5 separate regions of the Mus musculus genome follow, and all the other regions are linked to region 2. A link is a loop called in an ENCODE intact Hi-C map of the cell type or tissue named here. Cell type or tissue: heart. All regions are shown on one strand. Region 1 overlaps Fer1l6 (fer-1-like 6 (C. elegans)). Region 2 has its middle 2.9 kb from the start of Trmt12. Region 3 overlaps Fer1l6 (fer-1-like 6 (C. elegans)). Region 4 has its middle 53 kb from the start of Gm41329. Region 5 overlaps Fer1l6 (fer-1-like 6 (C. elegans)).

What was found. Peaks named below come from ENCODE experiments on the same cell type or tissue, not always from the same donor. Only the 100,000 strongest peaks of a DNase experiment are listed, where the experiment ranks them.
Region 1: a loop joins it to region 2, with 8 times the contacts of the local background. A loop is called at or near these places in 40 of 42 quality-filtered maps.
Region 3: a loop joins it to region 2, with 3 times the contacts of the local background. A loop is called at or near these places in 7 of 42 quality-filtered maps.
Region 4: it touches region 2 in a loop (3-fold over the local background); 3 of 42 quality-filtered maps call a loop at or near these places.
Region 5: a loop joins it to region 2, with 3 times the contacts of the local background. A loop is called at or near these places in 4 of 42 quality-filtered maps.

The regions. Positions count from the first base shown.
Region 1 is chr15:58,590,846-58,595,845 of GRCm38, reverse strand. It overlaps Fer1l6 (fer-1-like 6 (C. elegans)), which reads right to left. Exons shown (of 41, transcript NM_001370912.1): 20 at 871-995. Gm36451 (a long non-coding RNA gene) reads left to right here. Exons shown (of 3, transcript XR_384120.4): 2 at 80-211. Among named protein-coding and RNA genes, the nearest start is that of Gm36451, 3.7 kb to the left of the region's middle. In heart, a CTCF peak has its summit at 2,989 (motif pointing left); DNase peaks (open chromatin) are centred at 885 and 2,985; H3K4me3 peaks cover 741 bases; H3K27ac peaks cover 1,931 bases.
Region 2 is chr15:58,867,234-58,872,233 of GRCm38, reverse strand. No RefSeq gene overlaps it. Among named protein-coding and RNA genes, the nearest start is that of Trmt12, 2.9 kb to the left of the region's middle. In heart, CTCF peaks have their summits at 2,065 and 3,640; a DNase peak (open chromatin) is centred at 2,283; H3K4me3 peaks cover 618 bases; H3K27ac peaks cover 286 bases; H3K27me3 peaks cover 772 bases.
Region 3 is chr15:58,575,368-58,580,367 of GRCm38, reverse strand. Fer1l6 (fer-1-like 6 (C. elegans)) reads right to left here. Exons shown (of 41, transcript NM_001370912.1): 16 at 2,403-2,493. Among named protein-coding and RNA genes, the nearest start is that of Gm36451, 19 kb to the left of the region's middle. In heart, a CTCF peak has its summit at 2,021 (motif pointing right); a DNase peak (open chromatin) is centred at 327; H3K27ac peaks cover 1,175 bases.
Region 4 is chr15:58,704,545-58,709,544 of GRCm38, reverse strand. No RefSeq gene overlaps it. Among named protein-coding and RNA genes, the nearest start is that of Gm41329, 53 kb to the left of the region's middle. In heart, a CTCF peak has its summit at 2,945; DNase peaks (open chromatin) are centred at 1,674 and 3,034; H3K27ac peaks cover 1,672 bases.
Region 5 is chr15:58,526,400-58,531,399 of GRCm38, reverse strand. The region is part of intron 1 of Fer1l6 (fer-1-like 6 (C. elegans)); the gene reads right to left. Among named protein-coding and RNA genes, the nearest start is that of Fer1l6, 19 kb to the right of the region's middle. In heart, a CTCF peak has its summit at 2,875; no DNase peak of the experiment used is centred here; H3K27ac peaks cover 436 bases.

The sequences.
Region 1 (5,000 bases), 280 kb after region 2:
GCCCTCTTGACATCAGCCAGTGTAATGACAGCCACACTTCCGTCATTTATGCATGTAACTTTTCACTTCTTCACAACAGCTCTGCTTTAGAAAGACAGAACTGCAGCTGCAGAGTAAACAAACCACACAGTGACCTTGCGTCTCTTTGTTTCCTACCTCTCTGTGAGGGCCTTACGGTCTTACCCTTCCCCAGGTGACAACTCGAGAACAGGTAAGGCTTTGGTGAGTCCGACCTTTAGGGGAGATCTCCTCCTGTGGGACTTGTGCTGACTGGGAACTGTTTTCTGAGGTAGAGCTTGGTGTGGGCAACAGGGAGAAGCCAAGGAAACAACCGCCTGCCTGCCTCCTGTGACATAGCACCGGTCACCAAGGGGGGTTCTCCAGGGGGAGGGCTTGAGCATAGCATCTGTACAAAGCAGCCTCGCTGCTGTGCGGTGAGGTATAACTCCCTGATTGGAAAGCTAGACCCTTCCTCCCCAGTAGGTCCCCCTGAGGTGATGACAGACTCCAGTCTCAGGAACATTGTCTATGCTGGCTTCTCATTTCTCATTCCCTCTGTACTCTCGGTGTTGGCACCCCTGCAGGCGCTTGGGGTGCTCCAGGCTCCTCAGTCTTTTCGGCCCTTGTCTTAGCGTTAAGTCTTGTCCATCTGCTTTAGCACAGTGGCTCGAGGAAACCAATAGACCTCTCCTGCCTGTCCTTCTTGACCCAGATTGGCTTCTGAGTCTGCAAGACTGTGCATTGGGAGTGGCAGAGGGAAGGGGCGGGGCGGGGCGGGGCATGTGGGGTGAGCCTTATCTTTCTTTCCCAGGCTCTGCCAAGCAGCAGCTGCAGCAGCAGCAGCAGCAGCAGCAGCGGCTCTCTGGTTACCTTTGTGGTCTGGCACTGGGACAGGAATGTGACTTTAGCAAAGGGATCTGAAAGTCCATTGCTGTCAGCTGCGATGAGGCCCCGGGCTTGGTACATGTGTGCTCTCAGCTGAAAGACATGCTGGGCTGTGGGGAAATTGTAGAAAGTGCAAATGTTAATAGGCTTTTAGGATTGGTATGTGTTTATGTGTGTCTGCCAGTGACAGGTGGCTGTGTACCCCAGACAGACAACAGTGAGACCAGCCCTGTCCTCCTCCGAGGCCAGGTGAAAGTGCGGAGACAGGGGAGAGGCGCTAGTGCCAAGTACTTTAGAAACACCCCGCACATTGCCATGTTGTGTTTCTTAATCATCATCACAACAACCATGTGAAATATGTAACTATCTCCCCACAAATAGATGAAGAAAATGACCCCAAAATGGATGGAACAACTTTCCAAATGTGCAAATCCCAGATTTTTCTTCTGCCTAATTCTAAAATCCACCTTTCCCCCACTAAAATGTCATATTTTCGCAAGTTTAAACAAGCAGTATGATTCATTAGGAATGTCTTGTTTAGCAGTGTGTGTGTGTGTGTGTGTGTGTACAGGGGCTCATGTGTATGAGCACACATGCATATGCAGGCTCAAACACCGGTGTATAAGGCTGCTTCACAAATAGCTTTTACTTCAATAAACTCAATAGACATAGGGAACTGTCCATTCACCCTGTCTTCTACTTTGCTAGCCAATGACATTTTGTGTGCTTACTTTGTAGAGTTTCGGTCTTGATCTCTAAGGCACTGTAGATAGTATGGAACTAAGGCAGTCCCTGTCCTTGGGAGCTCCCTGAGAAAAGACCAGAGATGGGAAGAGAAGCCAGATCTCATGGGTGGGGTGTGTGGCTGAAGGCCTGTGAGGGATCTGACCAAAGGGCCTGGGAGACAAAGAGCAGGAGTGAGCCCAGGTTGTATAGACGGAAGACAAAGAGAGAGGTTTGGTGAGGTCAGCATTCAGTAGAGAACGGCAGTTCAGCTGGTCATGGACCTCACCACCCCTGGCTCTTCAAGCTCACCTCTTGTTTTCACATTCCCCTATCCCCTTTGCCTGTTGACCCACCCATTTCTACATCTCTGAAAAGGATGATGTTAGTACAGCCCATGTCTTTGTGTTGGCGTGGGGACTTCTATGAAGGAACCCCTGTGGACCTATTGAAATAGCTCTGCTTACTTAAATGAAGAACACAAACACCCTATGTGTGTTCCCTCACCCAAGCTTCATCAAACCCCCTCCTCCAGCAACTTCTAGGCATATGCCACACATGCTCACACACGAACTTGAACACAGCCATCTGTAAAATAAAGGCTAATAACTCTCCATGAGGCTGTTCTAGGAGGCTACGGGCTGAGGGCAGTGCCTGCTACTGGGAAGTTGCATGAAGATGCTGGCATGCTGTTCCTGTTGAGTGTTATAGTGTTGCCCATGGAGCAGCTGGAAGCAACCTGGGACTCATCACAGTGGGATAGGAGAAATGTCAGGCAGCTCGCATAAGCAATTAGAAGTAGCGTGTTAGAAGTGTACATAGCAAAACAGCAGGATCTCAAGGGTCTAATATATGGTGGGGAAGAGAAAAGCAGAATAACATGAAATCATAACAAGTTGTTCCTGTGAAGTAAGATTAGACCCTCTCAAGAGAACAGTTCAGAGTCACCAAAGCGCATTCGAGTACAAGGGAGCTAATTCTAGGGCAGTGGCCCTGTCCTTTGAGCAGAGACTTTCAAGGTGGCAGCACAGGATGGGCAGGGATGCAAGCCTTAAGTGGCTGTAGCAAGTATATAAGATTAGTCAATGTTTAAAAATCAGTCATGTCAGGTCATTTGGAAGAAGAACTGTTGACTACTTTGTGTGGGAGTAATGGTCAGAAACAGTAGAAGGCACATGACCTCAGAACCTTGGAGATGCACATGGAGCATTAGAAAGTACAACAGGCCGTGTGTGTGTGTGTGTGTGTGTGTGTGTGTGTGTGTGTGTAGGAACAGACAATCAGAGGATAAAATTGTGGGTCAAGTTCTCAATGGACAGAAGAGATGTAAGGGCTGGATGCAAGCAGACAACAGTGCCCCCTGTAGGTGAAAGTTTGAAGGGCCAGATCAGCACACACTGGAGAGGGATTCAAATGAGGTATGGGAAAGACTGCTGCCCTAGGTAGATGGTGGCAAACAACTCTGACAGAGAAGGTGTGGAGGGACAGGGAAGGCAGGATGTCAAAGGTAATTCCTTAATTGACTGTTATGAGACCTGAACATTTCTCTCTCTCCCTACCCCATGCCGCTGTCTGGCTTACATGAGAACCAGCGTGGAGCCTAAGAATGTAGCAACCTTTTCAATCCCCAAGCTAATCCTGCAGCCAATTAGGAAGCCCAAGCTGCCCACATTGCCCAATTAAGTCCACACCAGTTCTTCCAGGGCAAGGCTCTGCAAACTCCAGGCAAGCCAGTGGAACGAGAGAAGTAATTCTTGGAGGCGCAGTTCTACAGCCCTCCGTGTCTCCATAGACACCAATTAACTCTGATGTTGACAGGCTGGGCTCTGCTGACAGGAACGTCCCTTAAGATGACAGCTGTAAACAAAGCAGTGCTCAGCAGATGCTACAGGTACACGCCGCCAACAGGAGTCAGCTGGGAGACAGCCATGTGTTACTACGGAGTTCAGCAGATTTCTCAGTCCAACTTGGGATGGTCTCGTTCCTTGAGAGAATGCACACCAACTGCCCTTGAGATGTCTAACCCGGAGATTTTAGCAGTCCTTCCAACTGAGGCTACGTAAGCAGCTAAGCAGCGCATTACACAACTCCAGGGGGTGCCATTTTCTTAGCCTACATTTCCGGGTTTCTTTAGAAACCTTGAATCTTACTAAGTACTGTTCCTCAGAGTAGTCTAGCCTAATTCCTCACACCATGGGGCCCCATCTCCTGCCCCCTGTGGTTATTAAAGCCACACCTGCACGTCCCACTTGAAGCTAGGATCCCCTCTTGCTCCTCTCTACATCCCCTGCCAGGTTTTCCACCATGCCTTCCATATATAGACGCAAGGTAATTATTTGCTGAATGGCTCTCCTCTGGAGCATAAAATTCACCAGTCGGTGTGGAAGGCAGCCAACGCCACCAATGTCAGTGCTCAGCAGAAGGTCATTAGGTAACCATGAAAAGGACAAGCTACACAGCATCTCAAAGCTCCGGAAAGGCCTCTCCTTTGGGTTGTGAGTGGCTGCAACGGTGAACATGTCTGGAGCTTTGCATCTGCGTAGATATTTGTATCTACAGAAACAGGAGCTAACTTGATGTGGGTGTTATTTGCCCAAAGATAAAAAAGCTCTCAGTGGTTTAATGGAAAGCAGATAAGAAAGTTGTGTTTGGAAATGGTTTTCTCAACCCTTCAGCCGATGAGTGATCTCGTGCAATTTCTGGGTGTCTCAGAAATGTACTCTCCCCCTCTGTGAACTAAAGAATTCCCAGAACGAGATCTTATGTGTCGCATATGCGACACAATGCTTGGCACTGAGGGCTATGTATTTTCTCCCAACATTGCACACCGACTGCAGACTCTGTGAGCTGAGCCACTGTACACACATCTCCAGAACCCCATCTTCTCTCACTATGGCCCTGCTTAGGATACTGTGGCAGTCAAGATCAGCTGATACCAAAAGGCTGTTGTGCAACAGAGGAGGTGTTGAGTGTGTGTTGTTCTGCATTGTCCCCAGTTTTGGCTCAACTCAAAACTCAGCTTCTGTAGACATGAAGGTGAAGCTGAGCAGCTAAGAAAAGCACAAAAGTTAAAGTGTTTTGAAAACAGAGCAGAATGCAAATGTGATGTATTAATATTCATGACGCAATTAAAATGTTACTGAAATGTAAACACGATACTGATGAAAGTCACCGTATGAATTTAAATAATTCCATAAAATAAGCTGTCTTCCTATAAAGAAGCAGCCATGCCAGGAACTGGGCTAGAAAAACATAAGCGACTTCACCAATACCAGTGGCACTGGGTCACCAAAGGGGTATGTACGCTGTTCAAACCTCAATGCTGTATAAAAAGGAAAAAAATAATCACCTTAATTTCATGAGTCATACCACCACAAAAAACTTTCTGCTTA
Region 2 (5,000 bases):
TCAAAAATGGGAATCTTTGTCTAGAAAATGTTGATTACCCGAACCACCTTGAGAGAATTGCTATTCTAATGAGAGATGGCCCAGAGGGTAAGGGAGTTATTTGCCACCAAGCCTGACAACCAGGATTCCCAGACCCCACATGGTAGAAAGAGAGAACGAAACCCAGGTCTTTTGCAAAATCATCAAAATCTCATAATTGCTGAATCTCTTGTCTTTTGTAAAACACATTTATCTTTTAGGGGGCAGCGTACTCACGCCATAGTGCAGGTGTCAAGGTCAGAAGACAACTTGCAGTGTCTCTCCTCTTTTTCCACCATGTGAGCTCTGAGGAAGAAACGAAACTCAGGTTGTCTGACTTGGTTGCAAGCTCCTTTACTTGTGCAGCCGTCTTGCCAGGCCATTCTCATCCTTTAGCGTATTGACTTATAGGTCTGTAAATGTAAACAGTGAAATGAATATTCATGAGCTATAGCCGTAGTACATTTACGTGGGCCCTATAAGAAAAATCAAATGTGAGACTTTTCTATCAAATGCTGGAAAACTTCTGTTTAGGACAGAAGTTGAAATCTTTTTTATCTCTCCCCAATTGTCAGACTTTTATGCAAATGTTTTAATTTTCCACCTACCCAGTAATCCCTTTGTTTACACAAAGGTCCATTGCTGTATTCCAGGAATTTGATATCCTGTAGCAGTGACTTCTTTCTTCTTCTAACCCTGACCCCTTTCAGCTTTCAATATTTCCTGTGTGCCAGTTCCCTTAATTAAGGCTGTGAGGCTGGACTCCAGACTGGGGAACAGACCCAGTTACCACCTGAGTTAGAATACAAGCCAAATGCACTTCCTGTGTTTGTGTGTTCTCTCTTCTAAGCACACCCTCTTGATCAAGAGGTGAAGTTTGCCTTGCCCAGACAATTAGGTTGGAATAGTAGTCTCTTCCTTTTCAACCTGGGACTTATTTCTAGCACTTTCCCATTGAGAGCATCCTTTTCCCACCAGGCTTGAGGACTCGGGTTATCTATACCTTTTTCTTCCGTGGCTCACTGGTTATTTAAGGCTGCATTGCTTTATTTCCATATACTCAAAAAAGTTTTCCAAATTATTGTTTTTATTTATTTCAGTTTATTTAAAAAATGTACTCTACCATTGTCAGAGAACATATTTTGTATGACTTGGGCTCCTGTAGACTTACTGGAGCCTTTCTCATAGTTTAGAATATGGTCTGTTCTGGGGAACGTTCTATGTGCATTTGACAGGAGTGTCCACTCTGCTCTTGACGTGTGGAATGTTCTGTCTGGTAGCAGGCATCTTTTCAGCTCATGCAAGTAAAACAATTCTGGGGTGGTAGAGTGCTTGTCTAGTATGCTCCAGAGTCTGGGGTCAATCCCTGGTCATACATATTCCTATAAACCTCCAAACACAATTGTCTATAGTCTTTCTTACTGAGACCACACAGTCTCTCTCCAGAGCTGCTTAGGTACCTCATACAGATCTAAGCATTAGATAAGATCTTCTCTCTCTCTCTCTCTCTCTCTCTCTCTCTCTCTCTCTCTCTCTCTCTCTCTCACACACACACACACACACACACACACTTCTACCCCTCTTCTGTGCCCAGAAAACTGTACTTCTGCCCTGTTATTCCACCATACTTGTCAGACCTGAGACAACAAGTGCCTTCACAGGACTTCTTTGTCCCATCCTGTCCTTCTTCAGTAAGACAAGCCTGATTCCATATCACCATGCAGAATTTTACAGTCGAAATCTTTTCATCTCATGCTGGCTATCTTTCCCCAGAGGGAGTTGGTTTGTTTCCAAGAGCTAGGGGATGGAGCTGGACTTTCTCCCTTACTGTATTTCATTATTATTTTCATGAGTACTGCCACACAGAGTTGGACATAATGTATTTACATAAAGAACGTGTAAGTGAACTGTTAAATGAAAGGCTGAAGAAATACCTGAAGGAAAATTACTTCGTAGTTTGAGTGTTTTTGTTTCAAAATATTGTCGCTAGAGGGCAGCAATAGCCAGCACAGAGCAGTCAAAACTGACAAAAGTCCTGGAGGGTTTGCAAGTCTAAAGCTCTTCAAGGATCGCACCTTTTCCACAGGCCTTACTCGACACCCTTAGATGCCCTTTACTGTCACGGACTACCCAGGTAAGCAAACGTAGCTCTTTCCAGGAACGCATTAATAGTACATAGGTTTCACTGTGTGATAAACATTGGTTTTTAGAGTGGTGCACCGAACCCATATATAGTTGTAGTACCGCATGATTCCACTGGGGGCATGCATGGGCCACTTAGCTGGTGACATTCCCAAAAAGAAATGCAAAAAAAAAAAAAAAAAAAAAAAAAAAAAATCTTCACCTCTGGCTCAGAGCTGTGTGGGCGTTCTCTCCACCTTCCTTTGGCTCACTAGATGCTTTTTACACACCTGGCCAATCCTCATATGACAACTTTCGGGAATCACTGAAGACGATGACCTATCATATCCTCGGAGAAGGCTGAAGAGAAGGCACACCCATCTCTTACTTGCACGGAACCTCCCCTCATCTTTGAACTTACCTAAGGAATAGCCCCTATGTTTCCCAGTCACTTTTCTCTGCCTCTCCCCACCCCCTTCTACCATTAAATCTATAGAAAGTTATAGCTCTTCCTTAACATGCTACAAGTTTTCTGTTCATGTCTCACAGGTGGCGCAGGTCAGATATCCTTGTCAAACAGTGGCTTCTTCTGTAACAAGGGCCCTCACTTCTCCCTCCCTTGAAGCTTTGCACAGTGCCTGAATGAGAGGGTGCATGCAGTAGTGAGTCAGTGACATCTCAGAGTGGGCTATTTTGCTTTCAGGATCTGGTTATCCTTGAACTCACAGAGATCCACCTGCCTCTGCCTCCCAAGTGCTGGAACTAAAGGCGTGCACCACCACAGTCTCACACTTGTTCTTAAAGATTAAGTTTCAGAAATGTTCACCTGCATGGGCCCCTTCCAATTGTGTGTGTGTGACGGAGTGTGTGCTGAGCAATCTCCTTACATGTGGGTCATATGTCTTTGTAAAGTTTGCAATGTTTTAATCAAAAGCCGTAAGGATCACCGTGCCGTGCTGTTCATTCTCCCCTCTGGCCCACTCCCATCTATGTAATGTAGCCCTGGAGAGGCTGCTGGCATTTTGGAAACCTGGTAGGTGAAGTCAAAATAAGAGTGCATTGAGTTTTGACTTAGTGGGGTACATGCAAGAGATTGCAATCATCCCCACATGTATAAGGGTATTGGTAGCTATTCCACTTTAGGACTACCTTTCAGTAACATTCCAAAGTTAGCCAAAAACTCACTTGACATCTTAGCTGGAAGATGCAAGGCCAAATGTCTTCTGATTCTATAAATGTGTTGTGCGGTGCTGAGCACCAGAAGGGCAAAGATTGTGCAAGGATCACTAATTAGAGTGTGAAAGATTCTTTGGGTCTTCACACTCTAATTAGATTTTTTTTTGGAAAAATATTTATTTTCATGTGTGGGGGGAGGCTGGGGGAGGCAGAAAGGCCAAAAGAAGGTGTTAGGCCTTTTGTAGCTAGAATTACAGGCTAGAGTTACTTGATATGGTGTTAGGAAGTGAATTGCGATCCTCTGCAAGAGGAGGGCGCACTTGTAACCACAGAGACATCACTTCCCAACAAATGGATTCTGAAACAGAATCTGAATGTGCTGCCAGCTGTTCTAAGCATGTGTGCCCTGAGGATGCTGGGAGACGATCTGAGAGTACACTACCCTCTTTTCTGCTAGCTCAAGGGTTCTCATTGGTAGCGTATTCTCCTGTGCTGGTGGGTTCCTTTCTTTTGGCTGTACGTGGTTTTGGACACTCAGCCACAGTCTGTGCAATGAGCACTGGCTTCTTTACTTCCATCAGTGTGAACCCTGGTCTCGTGGCTCTACTTCTCTCAGCCGATGGAAAATTAGCTTCCTTCCTGGGGTCCTCTCTGCTCACGCTTGAGCCACGGATTTGCACGCTCTCATCCTGTACTGATTTTAGGAGTATCATGACACTAAGGTATAGGGAGGTGGCCCTGGTAAACTGTGGTCACTACTGTCTGCCTCTGGTTCGCCATTGCGGGTTCCCAGCGTTGCAGTCTTTCCAGGCACACCCGAGGACTAGGAGGTGTGGCTCTGTTTCCCTTTCACTCAGGACCCACGTTTCCCCCTCTGTCTGTTTCTTCTCTCCAAAATCCCGAGTCCCCAATGCCAGCTTTCCTTCTCGTTGTGGCTTTTCATTTAGTCTTGAATTCTTCCGTGATTCCAAGGTTTAGGAAGGCATCCAGGGAATCAGGCAGGGAACTACTGCTGTTTTTCGCTCCATCCCGACTAGGGTGATGGAGAGTGAGCAGACTGATTATGAATGATACAAAGGAGGAAATGGGAGAGACATAAATTAATACTTCAAAATATAGCCAGAAGTATATGTTTATTTTGAGTATTGTATCAAGTTTGGTCTTGTGAAAATGTTGTGTACGATGTTACTTGGTCTGGTGGTTTGAATAGGTATGTACCCTTATCCCCCTTACCTCCCCCATAGATTCATGTGTTTGAATGCTTGACCCACAGCGGATAGCACTATTAGGAGGTGTGGCCCCTTTGGAGTGGGTGTGGCCTTGTTGGAAGAAGTGGGTCACTGTAGGGGGAGGCTTTGAGGTCTCCTATGCTCAAGCTCCACCCAGTGTGAAATTCAGTCTTTCCTCTGTTGCCTATGGATTAAGATGTAGAACTCTCAGCTCCTCCAGCATCAAGTTTGCCTTCTTGCTGCCCTGCTTCCTGCCATTTTGATAATGATATTGTTTTGATCATTTTGTTTCTTCACAGCAATAAAACCCTAAGACAGTCTACATGACAGCCCCTAGTTGAGCTTCACTCTTGGTCTACTGACTGCTGGGGTCCAGGAGTCACCTCATGGACACCAATCTCAGTCAGACAGGGATAGTTTATTGAGCCCCAGAACTGATTGATCAGGGCCACAGTT
Region 3 (5,000 bases), 290 kb after region 2:
GCACACAGAGGGTAGTAAGTAAGTTCAGAATGAATAAGCAAGGCCATTTATGGATTCCTCAGGGACAAACACTAAGAACTTTCAGCTTTGTGTTCCTAGCACTTTGTCTGTGCCCAACATATAAGAAGCCTTCTGGTAATGCTGACCAAAAGAATGAATACCTGCTGTCTGCCAGGTACCGAGAACACAGCTGTACACTATGGTTCTTTTGACAGTTTTGTGAAATGAAAGCAATATATACAAATAAATGTATAAAGCCTCATGAGATCAGACACGGGGGAAGCCAAGCTTCCCGGAGGATCTCAATCTGACCTGACCCATATGGAATCCATCAGTCAGTAATTAAACAAATGACAGCCCTGACAGAGGGAGCAGTCACATGTGCAGATATACAAGCAGCAAGCGTCCAGCTGGTCAGAACACAATTCCAGAGTGAGGGCACACTGCAGGACAAGGCCACAATGCTAGGTCATACACTGTTTGCTCTGCATGCCGTGCAAAGGGAATCCAGACTTTATTAACATCGACAAACTTCAGTGATTTGCTAAGAACAAGTAATCACCTTGCATTTTGTTTTAAAAGCCATTTTGATTCTTGAATGGAAGATAAGCTAGAGGAAGTCTACTGCAAAGTCTATACCAGAGGTTCTCAGGGGCTCGAGTAGTGAAGTAAGTTCTGGAATGCTTAAGGGGGAGAATCAACAGGATCTAGGGTTGCACGGATGGTTTAAAATGAGGGATTAAAAAGTCACCATTGATCACAGGCTTGTGGTTGAATCAGTAAGTACAGCTGGGTATCCCAATACAGGAAGGAGAAGAAAGTTGGGAAAGGTGTAGATCGGTAGAAGATACTGAGTGGGAAGTGTTCCAAGACATCTGGTTTCCTTTAGGAGGCAAGAGATACTGCCCTAGAGACAAGAGACGTGAGACTAAGATGGTGACGTTTTATTGGCAACTCAATTAAATACCTTGGGCATTGATGAATCACAGCTTTGAGTAAGTACGTGGGGGGGTTTCTAAGGAGGAGAGAAGAGCTAAGCCTGAATGGCTGGGCTGGTCACTGTCATCTGCTGAGAAACCTAATCTGAATAAAAGGGAGGAAGCCCACCGAACATTGTCATCCTTCTCTCTGCTTCATGATCTATGAGATGGGAAGTGCCTCAGCTACACACTCCCTCAGCCATGCACACCACCACCCCTGTCCTGCCATGACTGAGCATTAACCTTTCAAAGCCCAGCCGGAATAAACCCTTTCACTGTGGTGAGAAGAGTAACAAATACAAGGCACTATAAAGACACTGATGTTGTGGACTTGGTCCAGCCAGAGTTGGTAGGCAAGAAGCAGGCAGAGCTCTGCCGAGAATATGCAATGGAGTCAAGGCATAGGCAGCATAGTCAACTAGAGGACCAGAGGGAGGACCAAGCAGGAAGACCTGGAGGATGATGGAAGCCAGCTTCCGTGAACATCCTAGGGGACAGGCAATAAATATTCTAGAAAGAAAGATGAAGGAAGGGTTTAGCTTTAGCCTCTGGACTTGGATTAGTTAGGGTTTTAAAAAAATTGATCTTTCTGAATCCTGATCATATCTTTTAATCCCCCTGACACAAGTCAAATATTAAGAGATTTCTATTAATAGAATTATCACAGCGTTGCCCAAATGTCCCTTGTGTGTTATTGGTGGGACTTTACAGTCAGATATTTCAGGGTCTGTCTGACTTGGGCTGGCATTTTTCAGCCATCACTCATTCCACAAGGACTGAGCATCTGTAAGGTATCTTTAAGCATCTACAAACACCGTGCTAGTAGGCAGGGCACAGAGGGGCATCAGTAGCCACCTGTCCTCCAGAAGTCTGGCAACCCTTAACCCGGATTTTCAGTGGGGAGAGAGGAGAAAATTGTTACTTCTTTTAGCTTCTTGTTTGTGGGACAGACATCAAGGTGAAAGAATCTAGCAGCCTAGCCTTGAAAGGAAAATGTGTGTGCATGGTTTATCTGCATGTGTAATGACGGCTGGGGCCAGAAGAGGGCAGCAAATCTTCCGGATCTGACAGTTGTGAGCCTCCATGTGCTAAGACTCAAACCCAGGTCCTCTGGAAGAGCATCTATTTTTCCTAAATGCCCAGCTTTAGCAAAGTGCAAATTTCGGAAGAAATCAACAAGGGCAGGGGACTCCATGTGAATAAGAAGTTGAGCTCCTGGACTTGTAGCTCATCACCATGAATCTCCAAGAGATGAGTTCCTAGCCAACACACATTCTCTTCCACTGCTGTTTCTACCTCACAGAAAAATATGTCCTTTAAACCTTGTCCTTGTCTGCCCTGCGACCTATGCGGCATCTGTGAGGTTTATTTTTAAATCACATGCTTTAGCTGTGTTCAAAATATAAATAGGTTTGCACATACCAGCTCTTGCCAGCAGAGCGTGAGTCGTTTCTTATCTAATGCAGTTTGGTTCAGCGTCTTTGGCTTCTTTTCTGCTTCAGAGATAAAAACTCTGAAAGAGAAGATCCGTTTTGCAGCTTGCTTAGTGAAAATCCATTTGTGTGATTCCAGAGATTTGGAGAAAAAAAAATCTACTCTCTGTCGCACAATGAAAAGTTGGTAGATCCACAAAACCCAGGTTTTTAAATTTAGGTTCAAACAATGGTGTGCTAATTGTTTCTAACTAAGAAAAAAATTGAAAATGATACCCAGGCCCTGCATTAGTTTGAGATTTTCGAATTCTACTTCATACAAACTCATTGTAACTGCTATCAAAGTTCACTACAAATTTGCATGAAATAATACAGTCTTACATATTTAAGACACACCAATGCTTTTCTGAAATGTTACATATAGAGCAGATCTTTTAGAATCAAGACTGAGATATGTCCCCACCTTCTTGAAGAGTAACATTTTTGGAGATGAAATTTCAAATGTGTTTAAAAAGGAAAATAACAATGGCTATGAATAAAATTCAAGAAGAAATATAAATGAACATATTATCTTTACTGATGATTTAAATGATATTACAATTAATGAGACTTCACTTATAAAAGTAATGTTATCCACAATTAGTGGTGGTAAGGGGGAGTATAGAAAGTGTGGGCTATTGTAGAAATAACTGGTTATTTATTGTTTACAAATACTTGATAGAACTGATGTATGTTTTAACACGTGCATAGTTGGATTAAAAAATTACGGTAGAGTTCTTGTCCTTTGGAAATAGTGGAATGATCTTTTAAGAATATATTTATAGAGTATTTGCCATGGTGTTAGAATAAATGGAATAATGAACTATTGTTTAAGATACATTATGATATATCCATGTGTGAAGTTGCCTGGGATATATTACAAATGTAGGAGCAACTGCTGGGCAAATATCTGCAGCCATTTGGAAGAAACGATGTATTTTATGAGTGTGTATGTAAGGATATGTGTCTGCAAAGGCAGGGAAAACTAGTCCAGGAGGAAAAATTTAACCTCTTTTCTCTGAAAGTAGGAATATACAGAAAACTGAAAATATATCCATAACAGGACTGTGAATATGGAATCTAGATGCACATATTATACAATAAGCGTGTGGTCCTTGTGTGGTGAAACAATTACAAAGGAAATTTACAAAGGAGAATCTAGGATGGGAGACTCCACCCAGGCTCTGCCTGGTACCTTTTGGAAACCTTGTCACACTCTCTTTGGGGATCCTCTTAAAACTGCATTTCCTGTTCCTTTTTATAAAGAGTAAGATGGTCATATTTTGCGTTGGGAGTACTCTTGTTGCATCCCTGTGATTACTAAAAGTACAGGGAATTCCATCCCACTCTCTGGGATGGACCAGCCCAAGTAGACATGTTAGCTGCCTAGAGTCTCTCCTATCACACAGAGACTAATGGAAATACATTTTTTCTGCATCAGAATTGGGGTGAGTGATGCAATGTTTGCCTTCATTCATTCCCACCTCACAGACCCAGCCTACCCTCTGGCTGTGGGCAGCCGGGTCACCTCTACATGATGAATGGCTTGCCCTTGTTGTAGAGGTGGTCTCAGAAGACCAACTGCTTGTCGAAGAAAGGTTCAAGCAGCGAGAATTCCAATCTGACCTCCCTCGGGCCCAGCCTGCTTTCTCAGACCCGAAGTTCCTGGCTAGAAAACTACCGTTTTGATGACGGACACATGCGGGTGTCCTTTCAGTTGACTGAAAACTTGAAGAAAAGGAGGGACAGTTAATTATCACCCTCAAGACCTCCCGGAATATGGAAGTTATTGAGCTGTTACTTGCTTGCCGATACTTTGCCACATGAGGTGTGAGATTATGACGCTTTTAAAAGGTGTTTCAAGGGAATTGTCACTGGCCCTTGGTTCACATCAGGACTCATGCTTAATATTGCTTTGTGCTGAAAAGATGTAAGCAGATGAAGATAGCACAAGTGACATATTTATTTCTTTGCTTACATGCATATATATATAAATACATGCATATGTATATATACATACATATATACATGCATACATACACACACATGTATATGTGTATGTGTATATGTATATGTATATATGTATATATGTACACACATGTAGCAGAATATTGGGTATTCCTACTGCCTGTCTACTGGGTTTTACCTTTGATATAATTTAATCTCCACTCACTTTTTAGTAAGTCTATTTTAGCAAATTCTTATTTTTGCTTGTCTTGACTGAGTTAGTTTCAGGATGGTCCAAGTTGCTCCCATGGGGGCAAGCTGCCTCCAAAGGCCCCAGAGAGCCCTACCTTCCATTTATCCTGCTACAGGATCCCCTTGCTGTTAATGTGACTTGGTGTTAATGCTATGAGGATTTTTTCCCCCTTGTTCCATGTGTATCTGAGCAGTGGGTGTGTCCCGTTTTGGCTTCCCCCTCCCCTTGGCTTCTTAGTTGTTTTAAGAGTGTTGCTAACTGATAGAGCACTGTGACGAGCTCATCCGATGCACATGAGCGTAGCTGATTTCTCAAGGTCACTAAAAGCTGAGTTCCTCGGAGCGCATC
Region 4 (5,000 bases), 160 kb after region 2:
CCTGGGGCAACCGAGAAATGGAGGGTAAATCCCTGTGTCATGAGCAGACAGCTCATCTCGGTCTGATATCCTGATGTCTGTTCCCTGATTCTTATTTTTAAGTCATCCTTTTTCCATGGGCTTCTCAGCTCGCAGAATGGCCCTATGGGAGGGAAATGGATCATTTGGGGTTTCACTTTCTCCTCTTGATGGCCTCCTTCTCTGCTCTTATGTTCAGACTCACCACAGAGCAGTCCCTGGCCATACTCTTAGGCAGGATCTCCCCTTCTCCTAGGCTTTGCTCCCTGTCACTCCCATGTGCTTAGACCTTCGCTGTGTTTGTTTTTATTCTGTGTCTGTCCTTGGATTCTGATTTCTCTTTGTCGTTGGTCTGAAGTGAGTTGAAAAGAGCAGGAGAGAGAAGTTGATGGGAATCTGTGACAACAGCCTTCTACTGAGGATGAGTCTTTCCACCCACCGAGAAAGCACTGCAAAGTCATATGGGCATCTTGGTGCCTTACAGTGTCTTATGGGACCCTCTGGCATTCTGTGCATAGGGACAGTAATCCTGATATTGCCACTAGAGCTGCCCCATCCAAAATGCTGATAGCGTCCATTGAAGGACACTGTTCTAACTGGATCGCCAGTCTTTGCAAAGTTAAAGGTACTTGTTTGATGGCCCTTGGGTAACGAAAGAACAGGTAGATCGTCTTTTATGTGTTTTTGCCGGTTTTGTCCTGAGAGAGAGAGAGAGAGAGAGATTAATGTATATGAAGAGCTGATTACCTTTCTTTTCTTATTTTTTTAATATTTATTTATTTATTATATGTAAGCACACTGTAGCTGTCTTCAGACACTCTAGAAGAGGGTGTCAGATCTCATTACAGGTGGTTGTGAGCCACCAATGTGGTTGCTGGGATTTGAACTCAGGACCTTCAGAAGAGCAGTCGGCGCTCTTAACCGCTGAGCCATCTCACCAGCCCGCTATTTCTGTAAAGTAGTATCGATATCCCTACCCCTCCCCAGATTCACCAAGTGATGAGATGAATTGGTTGTTTGAGCTATCTGGTAAGTTATGTGGCCTCTTGACATTCTGGGGTAACTTGACACTAGTCTCAGACACCTTAAAAAATAGTCCTGTCTTCCATGTTGGCTACTGGCAGGACAAAGTGGCTTTTGCTTATTATGTGAAGCTCCCGGCACCGCTGAGGTCTGGGCCACCCGCAGCTTGGCCATTGGCAGTTGCTTGGCTCCCTCTGGGTGACAGGCTCCCTTCAACAGCACAGCATCAGATAGCTGCTTGTCAGCTCAGCATCAGATTTCAACCTTGTTCTGATTTTTTTCCATGCCCTTGTAACCTCTGCTCCCAGGTTGCTCACAGACTCGCTTGTCATTTCTGCAGAGACTGACTGTCTTGCTTGCATACCCCTCCCCCATGCACCCACTCTTTTGGCCTGTGAACTAATCAGCTTCCAAGGACTGTGGTGTTTTTCCATAAACCTCTTCTGAGCCTCATTGTCCATATTAATGCACTTTAGAGACAGCTGAAGGAGAGCTGTGGGAGGTGCCAGGCATGTCAGGGCTGAGGAAGATGCCCATCAGTATGAAGCGAGCAATGGAGGTTACTACCCTCTACCTTGAGGCCCGTCCCCTGGGGTTCTGGACATAGCCTATGATCAGTCAGGACATAGGGCTCTACATCTGGCAGCATTCTGCTCTGTACAATCACAGATAAGCTGCAGACTAAGGCCAAAAATACCAGGGCCAGAGTCTGCAAGGGCTAAGGAGCACACAGCACAAACAAGTTTGAGTTCGTGTCAGTTGTAATCAGTTGGGGGCAGCTGCATGAAGTTCTGAGTTCAGCATGGCCTGAAGTCAGAGAAACTAGAACTGGCCTGCTCTTGTAATGGTGTCTGTGTTGGGCATATGCTGGCAGAGTGGCCTTTGGAGGCCATTTACAATCTGAGAAATTAAGTCCTGGTAAAATGAAAAGGCTTTCACAAGGTCAAATAACCTGTCGGTAGTAAATGTAAGAACAAAACTCAGATCATTGACCCAGTCAATATTATGACTTCAATACATTTACATTTTCTTAGGAAGAGAAGCTGCGGAAACTAGGTGAGTTTAACTCTTCAATCCATTATCCGACTGTTCTGAGGCCTTAAGCACCACTTAGAATGTCTGCGATTCAGTTTCCTTAGATGCAAAATGGAGTGGAAACATTCACAATGTTGTTGGGAAGTTGCATGTGGTCATAGTACAAGGCTCAGGGCCTCACATGCACCTGTTCAAGGTCTTTCCTTTTTCCATAGTAAATGCTATGGATTATTTAAATGGCCATTTTTGGAAGCCTTTTGAACATCACAGTGATGATTTGGCTACACAGATCTATTTTCTTTCTCTGGGAGCTAAGATGAATGTCAAGGTTTCTCCAGCTCTAAAACTGTGTTTGTTTGCACAGCTAGGAATAAAGCCCACGTCCTTTGGATGCTATAAAAATGCCCAGTCACTAAGCTACATTCCCAGACCAGAGCTCAAAAGCTTCTGTGAATGCAAATGACTTCCAGAACCTTTATTTAGTTGCTCCCCTGAGCTAGTACTCTGGAAATTAGCCCTAGGACGTTTGGAGCCTGACCAAGGTCATGCCAGGTATAATACATTCTGATCTCCAGGTGGTAACTCTGTGCTGCTGGTGTGTGCTGGGATGGATTCCTTTAACCTTGCAAGGACAGAGACTGACCTTTGTCACCACAGTGTCCCAGCACCCTGTACAGGGCCTAGCACATGAAGGTGGTAGTTTTTATCTGGTTGAGAGAAGACACCCAGAGTTTATCCACAGCTCAAAGAGTTGAATTTTGCATGGTTGGCTTGTGAGTCTGAGACTCTGGCCAAGTCTATCAGTTTTTCTAGTGGCCACTTGCCTTCCAGGCATTCAATGAATAAATCAGTGAAATGACCTTTATCTTTGAGGCAGTAACGGAATGGACCAGCAGGAAAAGCTGCCATCTATCTGGTGGGGCTGGGCCGAGCTGTAAAGCATTGGCATGAGTACCTGTGTCTCCTCTGAAAGCCAAAGAAGCACAGGTTAACTAGAACATTCTGCCCCTAGGAGGGAGGGAGGAGAGCGGTAGGCAGGACCCAGGAGCTTGACACAAGTGAGGTTTATAAATAGCAGCACAGAAACTTGGAAGAGAAGAAGCCAAGTGAGGCAAAGGAGAATGGGCAAGTCTCAGAGAGACCATTCTAAGATGCAAATAGCTAAGCAAACAGAAGCCAGATTTCTTGGTGGGCCACTTGGTAGCCATTCCCCTGATTAGGCTGGAAGAACCAAATGGAACCTGTGCAGAGAAGCATCAACAGGAGGGACAACAGGCTTACCTTGTTCGTTCTCCAGCCAGCCAGCATGCTAACTCCATATTTCATGGCCACCTGACTCTGGACAGGTGTAGGGGACACAACTGTAATTAAGGCTCCATCTCTACAACCAGGAAGGGACACACATGGCTCACAGTATTATGAGCCTCATCACAAGCTCTTCTGTATTGTCCCATGCTTTTTTCCACGAATGGACACCATTTCCTCACCCTGACCCCTTCCATTCCTCCTTGAGAACATATCCTTTTTTTCAGGTGTATTATTCTCGTCCATCCCAATCCCACTCTGGATGTGAGAAGTCTGTCTCCATGTCCTCTACCCTGAGTCCAGTGACAGTGATGCGCCATCTGCAAAGTCATAGCCAACAGAGTACACATCTGGTGTTCCTCACAGGAGCTCTTGAAAGAAAAGCCGTTTTCCCCAAAAGTGAAGCTCTGCTAGAGTGAGGTCAAGCCTTGCCCACACATATACACACACCTGTACACACACATGTATACACACACACACACACACACACACACACACACACACATGCACATACACACATGTGCACACGCACATGCATACGTATATGCACACAACCGCACACACACCATTGAGAGCCGAGTCCCCATTGTCTCCCCCTGTGCTTCTTTTCTGGTGCTTGCACTTGGTGTCTGGACGCCTGTGCTTTCCTTTCCCAGAGTATGAAGGAAACGAAACCTGCATTGAGTTCCTCCTATGGGTATGGGCCAAACAGTGTTCTAGGCACCTTGTGCATAGCTAGACAATTCTCAAAACGGCCTGTAAGTCAGGGACAGGAGGCATCATTTCTACATAGAAAGTGAGTGATGTTAGATAAGTTGCTTAAAGTTGCCGAGCTAATAAGTGACATGAATCAAGACAGAGGCCATCCCAGGCTTCAAGTTGGGCCTTGGGTAAACACAAGGAAAATTTTTTTCTTAGAAACTCTAATTTATTTAGCTTAAAAGCTTAGTTGAATCAATAAATGAAAGTAAGCTGTGAGATTGCTTTTTCTGAATTCTAAACATAGCTTAAACATATTTATTTTCTAGACAAAATAAAATATGGTAAGATAAAACAAAAACCACTCTATTGAAGTTAGCCAAGGCAAGCCAACAGAAAAATAAAAGAGTCTCAAGAGAAGACACAAGAATCAGAGACCCACTCGTTTACATCCCCAGGAGTCTCATAAAAGTACCAAAGTGATAGCTATAGCATCTATGCAGGGGACCTGGTGCAGACCCATGGCCTGCTGCGTCAGGCTCTGTGAGTTCATGTGAACTTCGCTCAGCTGTTTTAGAGGACCTGTCTCCTGGTGTCCTTCACCTGCTCTGTCTACTCCATCCCTTCTGCCTGCTTTTCCAAGGGATTCCCTGAACTCTGAGGGGAGGGATTTGATGGAGACATCTTGTTTAGAGCCATGCGTCCTAAGGTCTTTCTCTGTTTAATGCTTGGCTGTGGGTTTCTCTATGTGTCTCCATCTGCTGTAGGAGGAATCTTCTCTGGTGATGACTGAGTTATGAATATAGCGGAATATTATTATGAGTCATTGTTTCTTGTGTCGTGTTTTGTTTGCTGTGTTTTGTTTTGAAGACAGTAGTATTTGGTTTTACCCTAGGTCTCTGGCTTTTCTAGTCTCTGGT
Region 5 (5,000 bases), 340 kb after region 2:
CCATCTGCCTTCCTCCCTCCTCCTTCCCCAGAGCCATTGCACCTTCCAGCAGGCAGCACTAACGAGGGCCTGGCCAGTTGAGAGATGCTCAAGTTCCAGTTACAGCTTGTAGGGTCCTGTCTACCCAGAGGTACTGAGACATCCTCAGCATTTTTGAAGACCAGGTCTTGTGCACGTCGTGAGAGCGCATGCTTCACAGAACCCACGAGCAGGCTTCTCTCTGGCAGGACACCGAGAATTGAACCTGGCTCTCCTTGTTCAGGATTGCTTCATTAATTCTTTCTCATATATTTGGGAGTTGGATTCTCTTAGGAAATCTTTGAGTCTGTGTGGTTGTTTGGATGAGAATGGCTCCTGTAGGCTCGTAGATTTGAGTACTTGCTCACTAGAGAGTGGTGCTGTTTGAAAGGATTGGGAGGCGTGCTGAGTGCGGTTAAGTGGATCCTTGTGTCTGGGGTACACAAATCTCAGAGGCTGGCTGGGAAAGGAAAGAAGAGGAGGAGGATGGTGAAGAGGAGGAGGGGAAAGAGGAGGAGGAGGGGAAAGAGGAGGAGGAGGAAGAAGAAGAGGGAGAAGAGGAGGAAGTGAAGGAGGTAGAGGAGGCAAATTTGCATATGGACCTCTGGTTGCCCTGAGATGTCTGGGCATCCACACACCTGTGTTCATCTGTCAGGATGCTAAGACCCCAGCAAATATGGCTGCCAAGGGCTTCCCCTCTAACCCAGGCCAGCTCTGCTCTTTACACCGTCACCCCACCCAATCAAAGACAAACTTCTCCTTCCAACAGGGCTTGGCTCTAGGATCCTGTGCCTTACCTAAACTGCTCCAATGGGTTAAAATTAGAGTCCGGTTACCTTCCTCTGTATACTGAGGAAAACAAAGAGAGGTTCCCATCCTTTCAGAGTACAATGCTGTTCACGTTCAGTGCTGAAAATGGTCAAGGTGTTCCACTGGTGACCTCATTTGCTTTGCATAGCTCATGTCCTGAGTCATTTCTGCTACCAAGAGGAGCTGATTAGATCTGAGAGTAAAACTTTAATTAGTGCAGTCAAGTGAGGCTCTCTAAATCCCTCACACGGAGCCAGCCCAACGCAATTACTCACGAGCAGTGTACCCACTCATCTGTACCCCAGACAGGACTCAGAAGGAGAAACTAAAAAGCCAACTGGAAATTGGGGGCTCCAGCTTTCACGGGGGGGGGGGGCGCTGCCAGGGTGGAAACAACCTACTAAAAGCTTGTCTGTCCCATCATACAGCCCTCTGCAGGCTTGCACAAGACATGTCCAACACTTCTCCTGAACGAGACTTCCGTGAGATTCACAGAGTCCCAGAAACGGGGCTCTGCCACCCTCTTCTCCCTGGTGCAACCTCACTCTCTAGAGCTCTGCTGCCTGTTAATTTGCTTTAAGTAGACGCTGCAGTTTGAGCCTTGTGGAAGGGACGAGGCCCTCTCATGCCTGTCTACTTCTTCAAGAGTGCTTGGAATTCCAGCCTAGGTTCAGAGACCAAATAGAACACATGTTAAAGCCCCAGCTCTGCGCTTCACAGACTCATCCTAAAAACACCAAAGGGAATGGTCTAAAGCTATGCACACTCCCAGGCCTTTAGCCCAGGAAGCTCGGAAAATATTTGCAGTTGATATTGACCTTAAACTCCAGTACTATACCGAAATCTTCATTGGTTCCCAATGCATGGTGAGAATAAAATCATAAAGGAGGGCTCCCATACATAAACACAATGCATCGCATCCTATACCTGCCTGAAATCCCCATTTATACAGTAGCATATGCCATATGTAAACCAAGGAGAAGGGTGGAGCCAAGACCCTGAGCATGTAAAGAGTAACTACATGTCCTATTCTTATGTTGCTCTCTCTACCCTCCTTTAAGCACATAACCATGCACAGAGTCCTAGGAGGGAGGGAGGCTGGCAGGATACTACAGCATACTGGGTTAGACCCAGGCTCTGGTCTTATTTTGGCCTCATTCACTCTTGTGACCTGGAGCAAACTGCATAACTTCTCTATGCCTTCATTTTGCCATGAGTATCAAGTACTGAGCTCTGAGAACTGAGTTTCTGTGTGAAGAGCACCAGGCTGGTCCTAGCACAGCCAGTGTCATTCTTATGGTGTGTAGGCCCAGGGAAGCTGACAGATGCACTTGTACTGGCTGCTGGAAACAGAACAACCCCTTTCGCAGCTGCCTGACTGCCCCACCTTCTGCACTATGCGGAGATTGAGCCGGTCTGCCATACTCTATCATACAGCACACATTTCAACACAGATTAGCCATTCATTCTGTCCGTACTGCTGAAAGCACTCTGAGACAGTCAATGATGCTGCAGCTAAACTGAGCATGCCACTCAACCTTCCCCACAGCATCGAGCAAGGTGGGTGAGCTCTCCTTCACATGGGGAAATTGACTTGTCAAATCTGGTTATAGATCAAAAGGCTTGGGGCAGTGACACAGGCTATAATCCCAGCACTTGAGGGGCTGAGGCAGGAGGATTAGAAACTTGAGGCCAGCCTAGGCTACATAATGAAACCCTGTCATAAAAAAGTAAACAAAGAAATATTTAAAAGAGCCATCTGCCTAGCAACAGCTCACCATCATAAACAGCAGACATAATTTAACCTCACTCATCCTGCCTGACCTCTGCTGCTACCTACCTCTCAGATGTCAATCTATCTCTCAAATGTCAATGAGAGCCACCACTTTATGGAACACTAAGAGTTAGATACCATACAAGCCTTACCAAATTCAGAGCACTTCAGCTCAGAGAGGTTAAGGAACCGACCTGTAGCCACACCACAATCTCACACTCCAGATCTGCCCCTATCCCGTTCTCACCTTCAGCCCTGATGGAGGAACAGCGCCCCCAACAGCCTGCAGCAGCACAGCCTGAACCCAGCAAAGCTCCCTGAGAAGCAGAAAGTTGGGTCTCACCGTACCCTCCAAGCTCTTGAGCTAGCAAAGATGCCGGCACACGCTGACTCCCTCAACCAGGAAGTGTGCCCGAGAAGGGACAATACCTAGCACCCAGCACTTGTCCTGAAGGTTAGAAAACTCGCCTTGGGCACTGGGAGGCTCCGCAGTGTAGTACCAGAGGCCCCTCCCGCTGGGTAGGTCTCTTCCCAGGAAGCGCCCTTCCAAGTGTACCTGTTCGGCAGTGCCCTATCTCTGTTCAGAACTGCTGCACCCAGGCAGGCCAAGCCCACAGGTTCTGATCAGCAAACACAGAAACCCAGAGCAGGTCCAGAGTGGAGCAGAGAGGCTGCCTGCGTGTTTTATCCTGAATCAGGAAACCACAGGTAGATCAAGACTCAGAGAGCTGGGCATGTAGCTCACTGGTAGAGCACTAGCCTAGTGAGTGCGAGGCCCTACACTAGACCCAAACAAAGCAAACTCCAAAGAGCCTAGCTACAGACAATGGCAGAGCCTTGAGTCCAGCCTCCACCCAGCCATCATGCTGGTCCCTTAACCATCCCCTGTTCAGATGTAAGTTTTTTATTGTTAATAATAGTCATGTGCTTATATTCATTATAGTGATTATAAATATACTATATAAAATTTATCATCATTGTCGTCGTCGTGGTCGTCATTGTCACCCAATAGTGAGTACTCTTCTTTTGGCCAGCTAGCTGTCAATTAAGTATTATTCTACTCCCAACTGCAGCTGATGCTGCCATTGTGCCCAGTGTACAGATGGCAAAACTGAGCCACTGAGAGGCTGGCTTTGATCTGGAGGCATGTGACTCAGGAGCCTGAGCCTGTGGACACCCAGCCTCCCTTTGTGGCGTTTCACAGGAATGTGTGATCTGATGCTGGTTCAACAGAGCGGGTCCCTCAGGGAGAACTGGAAAATCAACAGGAAGCATGGAATCAGCCTGGTATCTCTTGTTAGAGCCCCACGGACCCAGGGGCCCCAAACCATTTCCATCTGAAACTGAAGTCCCGCCTGCTACAATTTAAGTTCCTTTTTTTTTTTGCAGAATGAGACCTCTGAGTCTGATATGGATGCCAGTCCATGCCACATGAGCAGAAAACATCTATAGAGGACACCAGCACAGTGTCGCAACTGATGCTGTGCAATAGCACCTTGGAGGAAATGCTGAACAGACTAACTGTGACTGCACCCCAGGCTGGCCAACGGCCTTGCACTCAGCTCTGGCCATGCCCCTTCCTTCAGTGACGATCAGATTGTACCCTCCAACCAGGCAGGTCTCTGTATAGCCCGTCTCCGTGCCTGATGACATTGTCATACTTCTTGGCCCACTTATTACTGTGTCCTCAGACAGGACTTCCGTAACAACCTCCCCACGCAAGTCCATGCTGAGATGGGGCAAAGAAAAGCACAACTCAAAACCGAAAAGCCCACCACCCTTCAGGAGCCAGACTGCCTTCAACTCTGAAGTCGCCCAGCTACAAATTGCCTCTCTCTGCCTCTTCTCCTTCCCAATGTTTAGCCCTGGCAGAAGCTCCCTAGAGAGGCGAAGGAATGAGCTGGCAGCCCTCAGTTAGTGACAAAAACAGCTCAGGGAAATGGTGCTGTACAATCATTGGTGTGTGACCTGCTGATACAATTAGCTTCAGATCCATTTTCAAAACACAAAAGAGAATGAGCTGCAAAGCAGCGTTCTGAGAAGGATGCCTTTACCACAAAGGCTTGCCACCTAGATGTGAGATCAGACAGACAGAAGCAACACATGAACCCCCACCCCCATGTTCTGCCACCCACCAGAGCGAAGGCATCTCTGTGTCCATATCATGACCACACATCCAGCTTTGGTTACAATCTGTTTCTTAGGAGACCTCACAAAGCTGTTATCATGATTCATCAAACATTCCCAAGCATACATCAGATGCCCAGTCCTGTACTAAGGTGTCAGACACTGCAATAAGATGCCTAGAACCATACTATAGGCATAAGAGACCGAGACGATGAGAATGAAGGCAGAGCATTGGAGTCATCTCAGCAGCTGATGCCCCTGCCACCCCATA